Regions from separate parts of the Mus musculus genome. Here region 1 is linked to region 2. Evidence: chromatin loops called from intact Hi-C (ENCODE). Cell type or tissue: left cerebral cortex. All regions are shown on one strand.

Region 1 (8,000 bases), 370 kb after region 2:
AATTATGGAGATTCCAGCAGCTAAACAATCAGCCACATAGTCTTGAGCCTGTGGTAAAGGAGTGCCTCGTGGGTGGAAGACATGGAAAAAGTGTATAGTGTCACAAAATGGCTCATCTCAGGGCCAGGAAGCAGAAAGGAAAGACAACAGGTCTGGGATCCTATGATCTGTTAGGGAAAGGATTCCAACAATAGAGAAATGCCCTTCTACATCCCATGCCTTCTTGGTGATACACCCTAGAGTCAAGCCTTTAGCCCACAGCCCTCTGGAGAACATCTATCATCTAAGCTTGGGAAGTCTCTCCTCAATACCACCACTCTATTGTGACTTAGGATTTTGGATCTGAGGACTTTTCATGGATTCTATTCCAATCAACTTTTGTTAAAGAGGAAAAAAAAAAAAAAGGACATAGTGCTCACTGGATGACCAAGTATATTTCTGACAAGAAATAACTTTTAAGTTTGCATTACTGAGACATGAAACTTCTGTTTATGGTTTTACTTTTTTTCAGTCAGTAACAGTTGGCCATGGGCTAGCTTCCAGTCCTGTGTAATCTGTAACTAGTTAGTTTCACCTGCACTGTGTGTGTATGGTTCCAATTCTCTCCACAGAGGCCTTGCTTGTGCCATGATGTATTAACGTTGGTACAAGAAAGTCTTGTACCCCAAAATATGGGATTACAATCCCTGCTTTTGCCAACTTTAAGATCTATAGCCAATCTATCAAATAAAACCAATCTCCAAGCCTTAATTTTCTCATTAGATACTAATAATTTTTGATATTTATAGTTCATTTCCTGCAAACTCTGATCTTTAACTATATTATCCTGTAACACTTTGATATGGGATTTAGGAACATTCTCTTTAATTTTTTTTCTTGAGTCAGTGTCTCACTGTGTATCTCTGGCAATCCTGGAACTCAATATGTAGATAAGTCTGGCCCTCAACTCACAAAGATCCACCTGTCTCTGCCTACTGAGTGCAGGGAGAAAAAGTATGTGCCATCATGCTTGTCCTAAAGGACTTCCTTTTCAATTAAATAAAGTGGTGACTTTCCTAGAACATACTATCAATTACCTCATAATAGGCCTTGTGTAGTTTATGGGAAAATTAAATGTACACATGTCTTATATACTCTGAAACATTACAGAAAAGCCAATGTCTATCAGGTAGAGGTGTGAGAAAACTTTGGGATCCTTAGCAACTCAAGGAACCAGTAACTACTCATCAGACTGACCCCAGCCATCCTGTTCTGCTCATCAAGACACAAGTGCAGGAGGAAGGACCATGAACACCGACACACAGTGTGGGGCAATGGTTTCTAAGCTTCATTGACACAAGGGTCATGAAGGAAGAAATGTGCTTGGAAAATGGCTCTTCCTGGGACTTACATCCAGATGTGACCCAGGCCGAGGACAGAGTTTCAGGTTCTGTTCTTCCTTAAGCTCTCTAGGTGATTTTGGTGGAGGAGTTCTGGAGGTTTAGATTAAGCCCAGGACCACTGACTCTGAAGGAAAGAAAGCTACTAGCCAGTTTGCTGTCATTATTTTATATCTTGATAGCTAAATATCAACAGAAAAATGAATGAAAGAAAAGGATATTTATGTGACATAAGTATCGCTAGTGCTTCCAGGATCTTGATGGTCTTTGTACGTTACTGAGTGACTTTCAGGTGTTTTCTTACCAGGTTGCCTTTTGACTAAGAGAGAGGGACAGCTGGCTACCTCAGCTGAGATTTACAAGGCAAGGATTTACAATGGAGTGAGAGGACAAACTTGCCAAGTTTCCTCTTACCTATGGCCACTTATGCCAGGCAGGGAGCAAAGGCAATGCATTGTTTTATGCTTTATGAGGTGGCTGTGGTCAGGCACTGCAATCATTTGGTCAGCTTGGAATTCGGCTCAAAGAACAGGACGCTCTGACGTTTCTGAGCAATTAGTGAGGTCTGAACCCATAAAACAGATCAAAAGACACCATCAGATTCTCTCTCTCTCTCTCTCTCTCTCTCTGTCCCCCCACCCCCAGTCAGGAATATTGATATTTCCCTAAATCCATTCATGGGAATCCTATGACCAGAAAATCCTGAGGTGTTACAAATTTTAAGATTTAATTGAAATCCAAATTTGTCACAATTGAAGCAAATTTAGAGGCATAGATTCCCTGATTGCTCCCAGTTTTAAGGAGTAAGAGATGGTAAGAACGTTTTGTAAAGGGCCAGATATTAAGCATGATTAGTTTTATAAGCAATCTGTTCTTCATGACAACTTATGAGCACTCTCCCTGGCTTCTCAAAGCAGCCACTGGAAGCACATACTACAGCTGAGTGTTTCTAGGTTCCAGCAGTCCTTAGATGGTGTGTCAGATTGGGCCCATGAGTGTCTTTTCAATAGCACCTGCTACCGGAGATGGCGAGGGCTCACTGTTTACCTCCAGTCTTTGTCCTTGAGGGTGACTATCACAAAATACTAGCAACTCAGAATCTGGCAGATGATACAGATTTATTCCCCCTCATTCTAGAGGTTCTGAGGGTTGGGGCCAAGGCACCAGCAGACTTGTTGTCTGAGAGCTCCCAGTCTTTATCCCCAGAGGGTGCCTTTCAGTTGGGTTCTCACTGGGCAAGTAGCTCTCAGGGTTTCCCAGATAAAACACTTACCCTAATCGTCGAGCTGCACTGGCTCTACCCTCTAAAGTGGCACACTGGTGGTTTCAACGTGAAGCACTCACTTACACGTGGACACACCCTGGCTGGGAGTCCCTGCTTTTGACAAGTTATTTCGGTTTGTGAATCATGTTGTATTCTGTGAATCTTATTCTCTCTCTTTTCTGTAGCACTATAAATGGAGCTCAGACGTTGTAGATGTTCATTTATGCTGCGGTCCTACCGAGGCACCATGTCTTACCACGAGAGGACCTTGTGTTTGTTTGGTTTGTAGCATTTTGGCGTGCTCCACACTATTATATAATTCCTCGTCGACTCACTCATCCTTTGTCATCTGGGAAACAGGTTGTACCACCTCGAGCTGAAGGCAGCAGGAGCGGAGCAGATGGCTCCTCAGCAAATTCTTGGTGGTGGGGGGGAGACAGCTTGGGTTCTATATATTCCTCTAAGCTAACTGGTGTCAAGCTGTTGCTCCAGATCACTCCAGCGTGTCAACACACGGTCTTTATTAACCGAGACAAGGTGACTTGCTCCATTACACTCTGAATGCCAGTGCCCCCTCATCTGCCTTTTGTTAATTCAAGGAAGAATCGCTTCGGCTTCTGTGTTTCTGAGGTAGAGAAGTTCAGGTTAGGAAATAGGCTGAGGACATGCAGGGTTTACCTTCACTACGTTGAGATTTATAAAGACCCCAAGATTTAAAGGCTATCGGGAGATAGAGAACAACACTGTTCCTCAAGTCTCTCTTACTCAAATATGATCAACCTTCAGGGAGTCCCAATATTTTCAGTCACAATTAACTTGGGGGGGGGGTCTTCAAACAACTTTCTGTTTTCATATAACACAGTTTTCCTAGTAGATAAGGGCTAGTTTGAAGTTATACCTGACCCATGTCACTTGTTTCAATGGATTCCATTTTTCCTCTTCAGAATCAAATGAATTTCCCAGCATTCCATTTGTTTTTCTTACCAAATTTTAGAACATCAGCCCTGAAACTATTTTTTTTGTCATGGGATCCAATGTGATCCAGGTTCCTGGTCCTCTTCTGTCCCTCAGGGTGAGTCCCTGTGCTTTAATTGATGTTCACTTCCTTTGGACTGGGCGGCTCATCAGTTTCCAGTCCCTGCCATGTTCTGGTTAGAATCCCACTCTAACCAGCTTTACCCACCATGACTACTCTTCAGTCTTGGAAGGAAGATGATTGGGATGGGATGATTGCTTTAGTCCTGAGGAGTTTATAGTGGTAAAGACATATGATTTGATGTTTTCATAGGCTATCTTACTGCATAAATTCCAAGGTGCTATGTTGTAAAGAGTTTATGTATTTATTCAAGCCTGTGGCTTTACATTTGGTTCTTGGATGACAAGTATCGGTACATTCTGGGAACTTGTTAACCACACAAGGTCTCATCGTCCTCCCTAGATCTGCTGTAATAAGATCTTTTAACAGTTGATCCAAAAATCTGCTTTTCATAGAGAGCTGCCGATCAAGTTGGAGAAGCGCTGTTCTAGAACTCTCTGTGCTTCGGATGTGGCAGCCCCCCAAGGAGGAGCCCAGCAGTTAGAACTCGTGATTCAGACTACTCCTCACTTCCTTCTATTTTTCTCTCCATATGCTTTTCTGTGCTGACTTGGAGCACATACTCTGCCAAGGTTTTGATTGATGCCCTCTTGTGGCTGTGAGGATTTCTAAATGTACAGCAAAATTCTTTGACCTACTGCTCCCTTTCTGGCTTCTTATCTCTCTATCATTCTGGGAAAACTCAGTCTTAATGATCCGACATTATTGGAAGCAATATTCACCACCGTGTCCTCCCCGCACAAGTGTTTCTCCCCTCTATTCCTGTTTATCATCACTGATCTCACAGCAGGACTGGACCCAGTGTCAGCTGCATGAATCACTTATCTCTCAGGCAAAGTTATGGGGGGGGGGTAATAAAATCTCAGTAACAAAATAGTACTTTAATGAGATATATTTTAGTTAAACTTTCTATGAAATTATTCGTGATGAGCTATATGAAAATTTTAAAGTTACTACCATGAAGCTGGGGATGTGACTCAGTGGTGACACACTTGCACGTACAAGGTTCTGGGTTTACCCCCCCCCCCCCCGGACTGTCTCCCCACAACATGCCACCAGAATAAAGTTAACTTTGCTATGACTAGCCATGGTGGAGCTTGAGGCAAAAGAGAAAATCTGTGGTACTAATCTTGTGAAATTTAAAATGTAGTCTTTTCATGGATACTATGCACATGTTTCTCCTTTTCCAAATAATTCATAGGATTTCTTCACATTAATTATTGCAGTTTTGGTGGCCACTCATTTGTTACTAGACAAAGCATTCTTTGCCTCTTATACCAAAACAGTGCTTCAGAACAGGGCCACATCCTCTTCCCTGATCACCTAAGTCTTGCTATTTTCAAGCAAGAACAGATACTATGTAATGACTTGACAGGCATCAAGAAAAACCTGTTACTGGACCCATCACACCCATCTTTCCCCTCTGTATTAGCTTTCCATGTCATAACTAATACTTTAGCCAAGTATTGGCGGGGGGGGGGGGGGAAGCACATCTCGGTTTCAAAGGTGAATATTATAAATCCAGACATCTTTCTTATATTGGCTCAATACAAGATAGAGTTCTAGCAGAGGAAGTGGCTCCCAAAAGGAAGAGCTTGGAGGAATCTGGGGCCACTGCTTGTCCCAGGGCTGGGGGCAATCTGATCATCTATCTTTAGCAACAACATAGCACTCCACACCATAACTCTTGCTCATGGACCACCTTGTCATTGGGCTCTGGATGAATCTTTAATTAGATTATACTTTTTGATTTCAGAAACCCTCCCCCCCTCAGACACACACACACACACACACACACACACACACAGACAGACAGGAATTGGGCAGCCATTTTAGTCTAGACTATAATTGACCTCCTTCACGGTCTTTTTATCACTTCACAATGCATTTGAGACAAAGCAGAATTGTGATGTCATTGAATAAACCAAAGCAGCATTTGAAAAGGTTGGAGGCTGGGTTGCCTTCGTAGTATGTTCACTAGCTGTGATCGCAGCTCTCCAGAAGCTTCTAAGGCTATGAGATGGAGACCTCAAATGCAGATACACAGAACAGCACACACAAAGTCGTTTCTACCACCACATCTACCCATCAAAACAAAATGACAGTTCAAACGTGTTCTTGAGGCATGGCACTGTTTCTTTCATACATTTCCAAACCAAATGCAGCCGCAGCCGCAGCCAGACTCACGGGTCTTTGAAGATGCCAGAGTACTCTGTGCACAAATTCACCTTTCATGCAAAAAATTCCAAAACCCAGTCTACAAACATGCCCTTCATAAATCACCAAAGAGGCTCTTAGTTGCACTACTGCATGAATTAAAATTGTCAGGACTCTTTCCCTTTACAGAAGTCAGTCGGTCTCCTTTAAAGTTCTGAGAGCTGTCAGGTTTCTAGAGTTTGAACTCCAATAAAGAAACACGATTTTTCTTTGTATTTAGGGGTTTACAACAGAGTGTCAAGCTCCGACCTGTTTTGAAAGTCGCCTGAGCAGGTTGGGATTCTATTACTATAGTAACATAACAAGATAAAGGATCTTAAGGATAATTTTTTTTCCTAAGATTTTTCAAGAGATTTCTTCTTGCCATTTATGGCTTGAGAGAATTATCTTGTGTAAATTTATGTATTGTGAAATTATCTGTCATTGGAGTGTTTAATTTTTCATGCTTTTATAGTCTAGAATGCACCGTAAGTGCATTGAGCCAAATGAGGAGCCTTTGGGACACCTTTGCACCAGTGAACACTGTTGTGCTTTTGTGGGGTTTTGTGGAGTGTGCCAGTCTATCGCCAGACAGGGGGCAAACTATGTCAAATGTGGGGTGACTTCATTTGTACTCTGACGAAGAGCCATGTGATGTGCCAACCACTGAGAGGAAAAAACAAGGACCGTATTAACATATGTCTCTGCCATTAACCTTGAAAGCCACTATACTCACATCTTCCAGAGGATGGGGCACACTTCCTAGGTTATTGGACAAGTGTCCAATCCACCACAATTCAGTAGACACCAAATCTACCAGGCACCTTACAGAAAACTCAGCACAAGAGGCTCGGGGTGTGTGACATAAGAGAGGGACTACCATGGCATTATGCACCCACACACCCTTTACTTCTCTGAAGCCCTCAAACAGTTGGAAAGTACCCTCTAATCACATTACTGTCCCGGGTAACGTGAGTCATAAGGATAAGATGCCAAAGTTTTCCAAATCACTTTGCACCCTAATATATATAAATAAATCATGAAGTGGCTTAGAGTAATGGGAAGTTATGAGGAACTTTTTCTTCTAAACGTTTTAAAATGAGTCCCAAGCATTATCCAGCCAGAGACGGGAAAGGACGTTAATGTTTACAGGTTTGCATGCACGCACAGGTTCTGCTTGGTTCGCGGTGGCTCTTCCGTCCTCCCAGGGGCTGTCTGCTGAAGCATTCCCTGCTGCTGTGGGTGAGTCAGTCCTTTCGGTTGGATACAATTTGCAGCCCCATTATCCAGTCTAATCGCAGCAAAATGCAACCAGAAACATCCTCCCACCCCCACCCGCCAAGTTGCTGGCGCAGGCAAATGGGAAGCTTGCTCATGTTCATTTCGGTTGCCATGACATTTCCTCAATTACCTCACGGACCTGAATCACTCGTCCTCGACGCTGTTTTCATCCCGACTGTCTGGAAGACAGAGACTTGTTTTTGTTTGGAGGTACTCAAGAGAAAACCATAAGCGGGTCAAGATGCTATGGTTCTCTCGAACGTTGGACAGGCCCGGAATGCCCTTGGAAGCTTCAATCTACCTTAGGCTGACTGTGAGAGCCAGCTGGTCACATAAGCACTGGGATTTACTTATTTTCAAAAGAGGCATTCCTAGGCAGCACCCCCATTTTACAAATGTGAAAGAACACCTCTAAAGGTTAAATGTGGAGGAGTCATAACACATATAACTGAGAAGAATAATGGACGGTGCAGACTCCTGAGATGCGTGTGGGAAGGCATGGAGAGGCGTGCATCTCCTAAGGCCTTTCTTTCCCCTGTGTCTGTTTCAGATGCTCTGAAACGAGCTGTGTTTCTAAGTGTATCATGAAAAGGCATTAATCAAATCTGCAATATTTGTCTTTAGAAGGAGTTTTGGCACGATATTCTACCCTTTTTGATGATATGTTATAGTATACATTGAGGCAGCCCCCCCAACACATAAATAAATAAGAAATGTTAAAATGTAGCAATATTTGCTCACACAGCAAGGGATGAGGTATGGCTTTCAGTAAGAAGGGAAGAAA
Region 2 (8,000 bases):
GCATGCAGAGCCAAACGATGATGTAATATTTATTGAGCATCTATTATGGACAAGGCTCTGTTTGTTAGGGATGTATTGCTCCTGTATCCCTGTTTTTAAAGGAAGGATTGGCTTAAGCCTATTATTCCAGTGTGCTCTGGTTTGCACAATGTATTAAGTAATCAGCTACCTCTGGGTGATGAAAAAGATTCCAACTTAATTCAAGAAAAAGAAAAGGTTGCTCTTGACACTGTGTTAGGTGTGAGTCGGAGACAGCTGTCATCTGTAGGCCAACTTGGGCTTTTTATGAGGAAATAAAGTCATGGAAACTGCCAAGAAAAAGAAGGAAACAAATCTAACACCTTCTCTCACAATAATTTCCAGAAATTTGTAAAAGGAAGGCCTGGTGGCTGACAGGAGTCTAACACGAAATTATCTTCAAGATGTCTCTGTGGTGTGTCTTTGTGGCATGAGATCTAGATGGTGGGAAGCATGCTTGGAGCCAGCACTGCAGTGTCTACCTGTAATTCCAGCACTCGGGATGCTGAGACAGAGGATTCCAAGTTCAAGGCCATCCTGAGATACACAGTTAGGTTCTGGTTGATTTAACCATCCTGTGGTGTTCAGCAAAAGAAGCTAGGTTAGGAGCACGTCTTTATAGGTTTTCTTCCTTCCTTCTTTTCCTTCCTTCTTTTCCTTCCTTCCTTCCTTCCTTCCTTCCTTCCTTCCTTCCTTCCTTCCTTCCTTCCTTCCTTCCTTCCTTCCTTTCTTCCTTCCTAGTACTGGACAGATATTGTTCTCTCTCTCTGTCTCTCTGTCTCTCTGTCTCTGTCTCTCTGTCTCTGTCTCTCTGTCTCTCTGTCTCTCTGTCTCTCTGTCTCTCTCTGTCTCTCTCTGTCTCTCTCTGTCTCTGTCTCTCTCTCTCTCTCTCTCTCTCTCTCTCTCTCACACACACACACACACACACACACACACACACACACACACACACACACTTTTTTTTTCTCTGTGTAGCCCTCACTATCCAGGAACTTGCTCTGTAGGCCAGCTGGCCTCAAACTCAATGAGATCCACCTGTCTCCCTTCTCCAAGTGCTGGGTGCTGGGGTTTAAGGCATGTGCCAGCACTATCTGGATATGTGTGTGTGTGTAAATTAGTCTCCACTTGTGATTAAATAAAAAAGAAGGTGCCATGATAATGAGCAGGTGACCAGAGGGGAGCCGTAAATCAGATATCCGGGAGAGTTTTCCCACAGGGTTGAATGAGAAATCGGAGGAGAGTGAGAAAGAGGCTGGAAAACAGTTTCTAGAGACGTTGGTTATGCCTGACACAGAACCACCTTTGCTAATCGGTGCATGTGGCCCAGATGTATCAAAACTGTGGGTTGGGGAAGAACTTGGAGATCTCTATATACCTGCATGGTTTTCTCACATTAAGTTTTTGAGACAGAGTCTCATGTAACCCAGACTTGAACTTATAGAGCCAAGGACAACCGTGAACTTCTGATCCTCCCATCTCCCAAAGGCTGATATTACAAGTGCACCACTATGCCTACATACACACATATATGTGTATAGATGTATGTATATATATATACATATGTGCATATATGTATATATATATATATGTGTGTGTGTATGTATGTATGTGTATGAATATGTATATATGTGTTCATATATATCCTATATAATACATAGATTCACACATACATATATGGTTATGATTATGAATGGTATTAATAAAGTACAGATTATTAAAGCATGACCGAAGTCACAGTACACACATACATGCAGCCGCATACACGCAGGCACACACCTATCATTAGAAGATAAGAGACAGAGACAGTTCTGTGTGTGAGTGTGAATGAAGAGTCCTTAAAGGTCTCAGGAGAAGCTGGACGTGGTGGCGTATGCCTACAGTGCCAGCACAGGAGCTGGAGTCAGAAGAACCTCGAGTCTCGTGCCAGCCTGGCCTACGCAGTTCTTAACTGTGTCCCCATTTTGAGAAGTTTCAGGAGCAGAAGGGTGAGGACACAGGTTCAGGGATGTCCTTAGTTCTGTGTTAATTTTCCTGTGTCTTTGCTGCTTTAAACATTTGTGTTAAATGTTGAATGTTCCTGTAGAAACAACACATGCTTTTCATTTTTCCCAGATTTATTAAGATAAAATTGACAAATATATTTATGAGGCACATAATTCAATGGCTAAATAGACAATTTTCTCTTTAAAAAAAAAAAAAGAATTCCGAAGTGACTGTAGTTTTTTTTTTTTTTTTTTTTTGAGACAGGGTTTCTCTGTATAGCCTTGGCTGTCCTAGAACTCACGTTGTAGGCCAGGCTGGCCTCGAACTCAGACTTCTGCCTGCCTCTACCTCCCAAGTGCTGGGATTAAAGGCATGCACCACCACACCCAGCTACAAAACATCGTTGTTAACTACAGACGGAAGTTTGAGTTCGAGGCCAGCCTGGTCTACAGAGTGAGTTCCAGGTCAGCCAGGGCTAAAAGAGAAACCCTGTCTCGAAAAACCAAAATCAAACTGAAACAAAACAAAACAATGCAGTTCTGTACTGGACTCTGGGCATCTGCTAAGAGAGGTCATAACCTAAACAAAATCAAAGACAAAAGGCAAAACGCAAAGGCTATTTTAAGATCAGAGTTTGAAGAGTTTACACGTATTTGGTCTTAGAAGATGAGAAAGCAAGCAGCAGACACGGAGGGCATGTTCTGCATGCTTGCTTTGATGAGGTGGACATAGGCACGCTGACTCACCTCTGAGTGCACTGTGACTTGATTCCCATGACTAATAATGTACCTATGTTCTGCCTCATGGGTGGCTTGTTTTCCTCTCCTTTCTGGCTTAGCATGACTTTTGTCCACTCTTAGGATTTAAGGATTTCACTGTATATGTGTATATATGTGTGTGTGTGTGTGTGTGTGTGTGTGTGTGTGTGTTTGTGTATTTCAGCTTCTTTCACTTATATTGCTGATTTTGCACTATTTAAAATTCAGTTTAAACCACCTTTTCCCTATATCCCCATATGTTCAGTGATTATCAACTTATCTTCTATCAATGATCTGTCTGTCTGCCTGTCCTATCATCTATCTATCTATCTATCTATCATCTATCTGTATTCTATTATCTAGCTATCCATTGTCCATCTTCTTCCTTTGTGGGCAATTTTTGAATTTTCACCTTTGGAAGGGATTCTGTGACCTACAGTTCCGTGAGGCACTCGATTCCCCTGTTCCAAGAATTACTTTTCTGACAACAGATGTCTGAGTATCTCTGGGTGACAGATTCCCTTGCCCTCAGCCATGGGCTCAGGAGTTGAGCTTATGACCTGTCCCTCAGCCACAAGAATAGGCTCAGTGGTGGGCTTGTGATCCATACAGACCCAAGGACATGCCAGAGTTGTTGCCCTAAAGCTGTACTTCTGAGAGACTTGCACTTTGTCTTTGAAGGATTTAAAAAAATAAGTTATAAAGGTAATGCTGGGAAAACCATCTTGTCCCCACAGGGTGCCCCAGAATGAGCCACATAAGGAAATCAGAATGGAACCAAAAGACAGAAGCAATAGAAAAGCAAAGTTGAGTTTGGGCAAGCTCATTGAAACTCTACTCCTGCCTGTTCTGCATCTGTTTTTTTTTTTTTTTTTCATTTCAATTCTGCACCACCCCATATATGCACATGCGAACATACACACATGCACCATTCATTCTAGTTACCTAGTGAGGGAGCCTGCTGCTTTCTGCTTGCATGAATCCCATGGGTTCTTGGGATAATAAGAGCCTACACGAATGGAGAGAGCATTCACTTGTGCAGGGCCCCATGCTGGAGGTTTTACATAGGTGTCAAGACTTTCAGTGGTCAGTGGAGCGCTTCTGTTTTAACCTTCAGTTTTCTGTGGCACCAAACTACAGAATGACAAGAACAAAACTCTTCTGTGACTGCTAAACAGAAGACTCAGGGCTTAGTCTTTGTTTTCAGAGTCAAGGCTGTATTACTAACATTCTTTTTTGTGACTATCTATCTGTTTGTCATATCTATTTATAATTTATTTGTTTATAGTTTTGCAGTGTGTACTGTGTATGACACACGTGTGTGACTCACACTTGTGAATGTGCAGGTGTGCACTTGGAAGGCAGAGCAAGCTCTCAGGAGTTCTCCTGCCCTCCCCCCACCTTATTGCCTTGAGATAGGGACTCTCACTGAATTGGAGTTCACTGCTTCAGCTAAACTGTTTCAGTGAGCTCTTCAGATCTGCGTGTCTCTGCCCCTGCTCCCCAATCCCCTGGGCTGGGCTTCCAAGCCTGCAGAGCCACACCCAGTTCTGTTTGATGTGGAGATTCAGACTCGGAGTCTCATTTTTGAACACTGAGCTCTCCATGACTGAGCCATCTCCTCAGACTCCCCTTTTTGTGACTCTTTATTCCCTTCACTTATTCTCCACGTGCAGAATGTTGTTGGTGGGGAATCGGAAACCCTGAGTAACTGATGTCTTTCAAGAGTCAGGTAGCTCAAGGTTTGGATCTGAGAGCTGGCTACAAAGAAATTGAAGACTGAGTGCTAGATCGAGGCTGTGTGGAGAAGGAACAAGGGTTAGGGGTGCAGTTCAGTTTGTAGAGCACTTGCCTAGCTTGTTTAAAAGTCTGGATTTGATCTCCAGCACCGCACACAACCTGGCCTGGTGCCTGGCACATGTGTGCTGTCCCATCTCGGAGCAGGTTGTAGTGGGAGACCAAGCCATCCCTGGCTGTTTAGGAAGTTTGGAATACGTGAGATGCTAATTTGAGAGCCAACAAAAGAACATAAAAGGGTTCTAAAAAAAAGTCCTATGGGGGACTGAGGTGTGATGTGGTGTGTGTGTGTGTGTGTGTGTGTGTGTGTGTGTGTGTGTGTGTGTGTAAGCATGCACATATACATGTGAGCATATGAATATCCTAGGTGAATCTGAAAGTTCTTTCGAATCAGAGTCTGGTTTTAGGAAGCCTTGTCTACCCATTCCTGGGAGCTCACGTGGCAAGGGGAGTGACAACAGAAACAGGCAGAATCGCAGCTTAAATCTCTTCATATGATATTGACAGGAAGCAGACAGCCTTTAAAAATTCCTTCAGCTATGATGTACTGTCATTCTGGTGGTCAGGATAAAATGTGCCTCTTACTGTTTCTCCTCCTGGGCTCTTTCCTCTCATACTCGTGTCAGAGTGGTCATTTAACAGACATCCATCAAAAGCAGTAGAAAACGTGCGATTATGGGTATTCATATGCCTACTTGTATGTACACATGCACACAAACACACACTCACACACACAAACACATACACACACACGCACACACACACAAACACACACACATGCACACACACACACACTCACACACACATGCACACACACAAACACAAACACACACACATGCACACACACACATGCACACACACAAACACACACATGCACACACACACAAACACACATACATGAACACACATGCACACACACACTCACACAGACACACACGCACGCACACACAAACACACATACATGCACACACACACCCACACCCACAAACACACACGCACGCACACACACACACACACCTCCGTCCCCCATAGGGCTTTTCTTAGAACCTGTTTATGTTCTTTTTTGGCTCTCAAATTAGCATCTCACGTATTCCAAGCTTCCTAAAGAGTCAGGCCCCCAGCACTGCATGAACCAGGCATTCTGACACATGCTTGTAATCTCAGAGGCATACACTTTGGAGATGGGAGCAGGATCAGAAGTTTAAAGCCATTTTTTTTACCTACATAGTGAGTTTGAAGCCATTCTGAGCTGTATGACACCCAGTGTCAAAAAAATGTATTTTCAAAGAAGAATTCTTTTTTTTTTTTTTTTTTTTTTAAATTTCAAAATCTCAGCATATGGGAAGCAGAGGCAGATAGCTGTGCTCGCTGGAAGTCATCCCGGACTGCATGGTGAGTTCCAGATCAGTCAGGTCTATATAAGACTCTGTCTCAAAACCCTCATCTGCCTAAACCAAAATGGAAAACAAACAAACAAACAAACAAGCAGTTTTCTCCCTCTCCATCCTTCTCCATCTTGGCTTACAGTATTGCTGAATCTTCAGTTATCTAAGTTGGAAACATCAGGCACAACGTTCAGTTCTTCCTTCTTTCTCCCCCGCCATGTGGACGCTGCTCACAGCTTCTCCTGTCACCTTGAAGCTGCCAGCCTGGTGCTGGGTGCATGGGAGAGGGAGGGCTTACTGCTCAGCTGTCACTGAGGTGCTAACCCCAGGGGACCCTGCAGCCGAGATGCTGACCTCTCCTGGAAAATAAGGAGCTGGGTGGCCAACAGCTACGGGACACATTTGTTTTGGCAGTTTGTCTTCTGAGACCAACAGACATACATTTCTGTCCTTTCATCTCACATGTGGTCTTAGATATAGGACCAATCACAACATGGCTGGTTGAGATCTCCAGTTATGAAGGAGACAATTATGAAGGAGACAGTAACTATTCTTATTGTCGTCACCACCACCACCACCACCACCACCACCACCACCATCACCACCACCACCATCACCACCACCACCACCACCACCATCATCATCATCATCACCACTCTTGGGATTGAGCCAGCATCCTAGAACATGGTACTACACCACTGAGTTACACTCCTGAATTCCCTATTTTGGTTTTTGATGCATGATCTTACTATATAAGATCCAGGAAGCCCTTGAGTTCACTACATACCCCAGGCTGGCCCTGATATCAAGTGATCCTTCTGTTTCTGTTTCCTGAGTGCAGGCATCAAAGGTGCCTGTACTACAATGCCTGGCCTGGGTTTGAGAGAGAGTCTCCATTAAGTTGCCCAGGCTGGCCTTGAACTCATGGTCTTTGTGCCTCAGTCTCAGCTAGTGCTATAGGCATGTGTTATTGTGCCCAGTCCATTTGTACTTCTTGAGGAGTTATTTTGTCATCTTCCTACGTGCAAAACCATCTTTAAAAAAGTATTTAAAACATTCAAAATGGTGCAGGCCTGTTCTTCAGTACTAGGTCATTGGGAACTGAGGTAAAAGCTTTGGCTGGCTTGGGCTACTGAGTAGGCTTTAGGCCAGCTTGGGGCAATTCAATAAGACCCTGTCTCAAAAACAAACAAACAAACAAACAAACAAAGAAAATGAAAACAAGAAGAAAGAGGACACAGAGCATAGCTCAGAGGTGGAGCTCTCACTGAGCATGTACAAGGCCTTGGGTTGAATTTCCAGCACTGAAAAATAAAAAGATTTTTAAGTGGAGATTTGAATCTGCTAGACTACATGACGAACATGTCACATGGTCACATACGAGTATCCTGGAACTTTTTAGCCTGGAAATCAGGCTCATTAGCTTCTGTTTGGTATACACTGTATACCACAGAAGTTGGAAACCACAAAACATTCTTAAGTTTTTCTTTTACCGTGTTTCAAAGACAACTTATCAATCCTGCTCAGTCACAGGAAAGGAGCCAAGAGACTTGAGCTTCAAAGCTGCTTTGGTCTTTGGTCTTGCAGACCTCTCTGGGGATGAAAGATACTCTTTTCCCCATAACCAGAACCGGGTGGATCATAGGCCAGTGGATTCCACCTGAGCAGACAGACAGACACCTTGTCTGGGGAAGTGCAGGGTAGATTTCAATTTCTGCTTGCTCCTTGGGTCAAGTGCCTTTGTACAGTACAGAACATGTCTGTCAACTTTGCTATTTCTTCTGGGTTTTAGATACTGTCCTGCCATCAGTAAGTTGAATGACTTGGTCTCTGTCCCTCAACATGGTAGATAATCCTGCTTCCAAAGCCATGATAACTTCGGGGTAGTTTTACCTTTGCCTCAATTGCACTATGACCTTGAGCAAATCTCTGTAGGTCCTTCTTTTCTAAGACCCTTTCTTCTGGATTGAGTACACTTGGCTGCTAATGTGCTTGAGAAAGCCAGAGAAACAGGATCTTAAGGCTTTACAGTGGGGCTTGTTTTTAACAGTCTGCTTCT

The links. A loop is a pair of places that touch in the nucleus more often than their neighbours do. Peaks named below come from ENCODE experiments on the same cell type or tissue, not always from the same donor. Only the 100,000 strongest peaks of a DNase experiment are listed, where the experiment ranks them.
Region 1: it touches region 2 in a loop (3-fold over the local background); 2 of 42 quality-filtered maps call a loop at or near these places.

What each region holds. Positions count from the first base shown.
Region 1 is chr14:99,741,115-99,749,114 of GRCm38, forward strand. No RefSeq gene overlaps it. Among named protein-coding and RNA genes, the nearest start is that of Gm22970, 29 kb to the right of the region's middle. In left cerebral cortex, a CTCF peak has its summit at 4,322 (motif pointing left); DNase peaks (open chromatin) are centred at 2,938, 4,247, 7,282 and 7,733; H3K27ac peaks cover 1,143 bases.
Region 2 is chr14:99,371,126-99,379,125 of GRCm38, forward strand. No RefSeq gene overlaps it. Among named protein-coding and RNA genes, the nearest start is that of Klf5, 76 kb to the left of the region's middle. In left cerebral cortex, no CTCF peak of the experiment used is centred here; DNase peaks (open chromatin) are centred at 4,683, 4,987, 5,683, 5,964 and 1 more place; H3K27ac peaks cover 323 bases.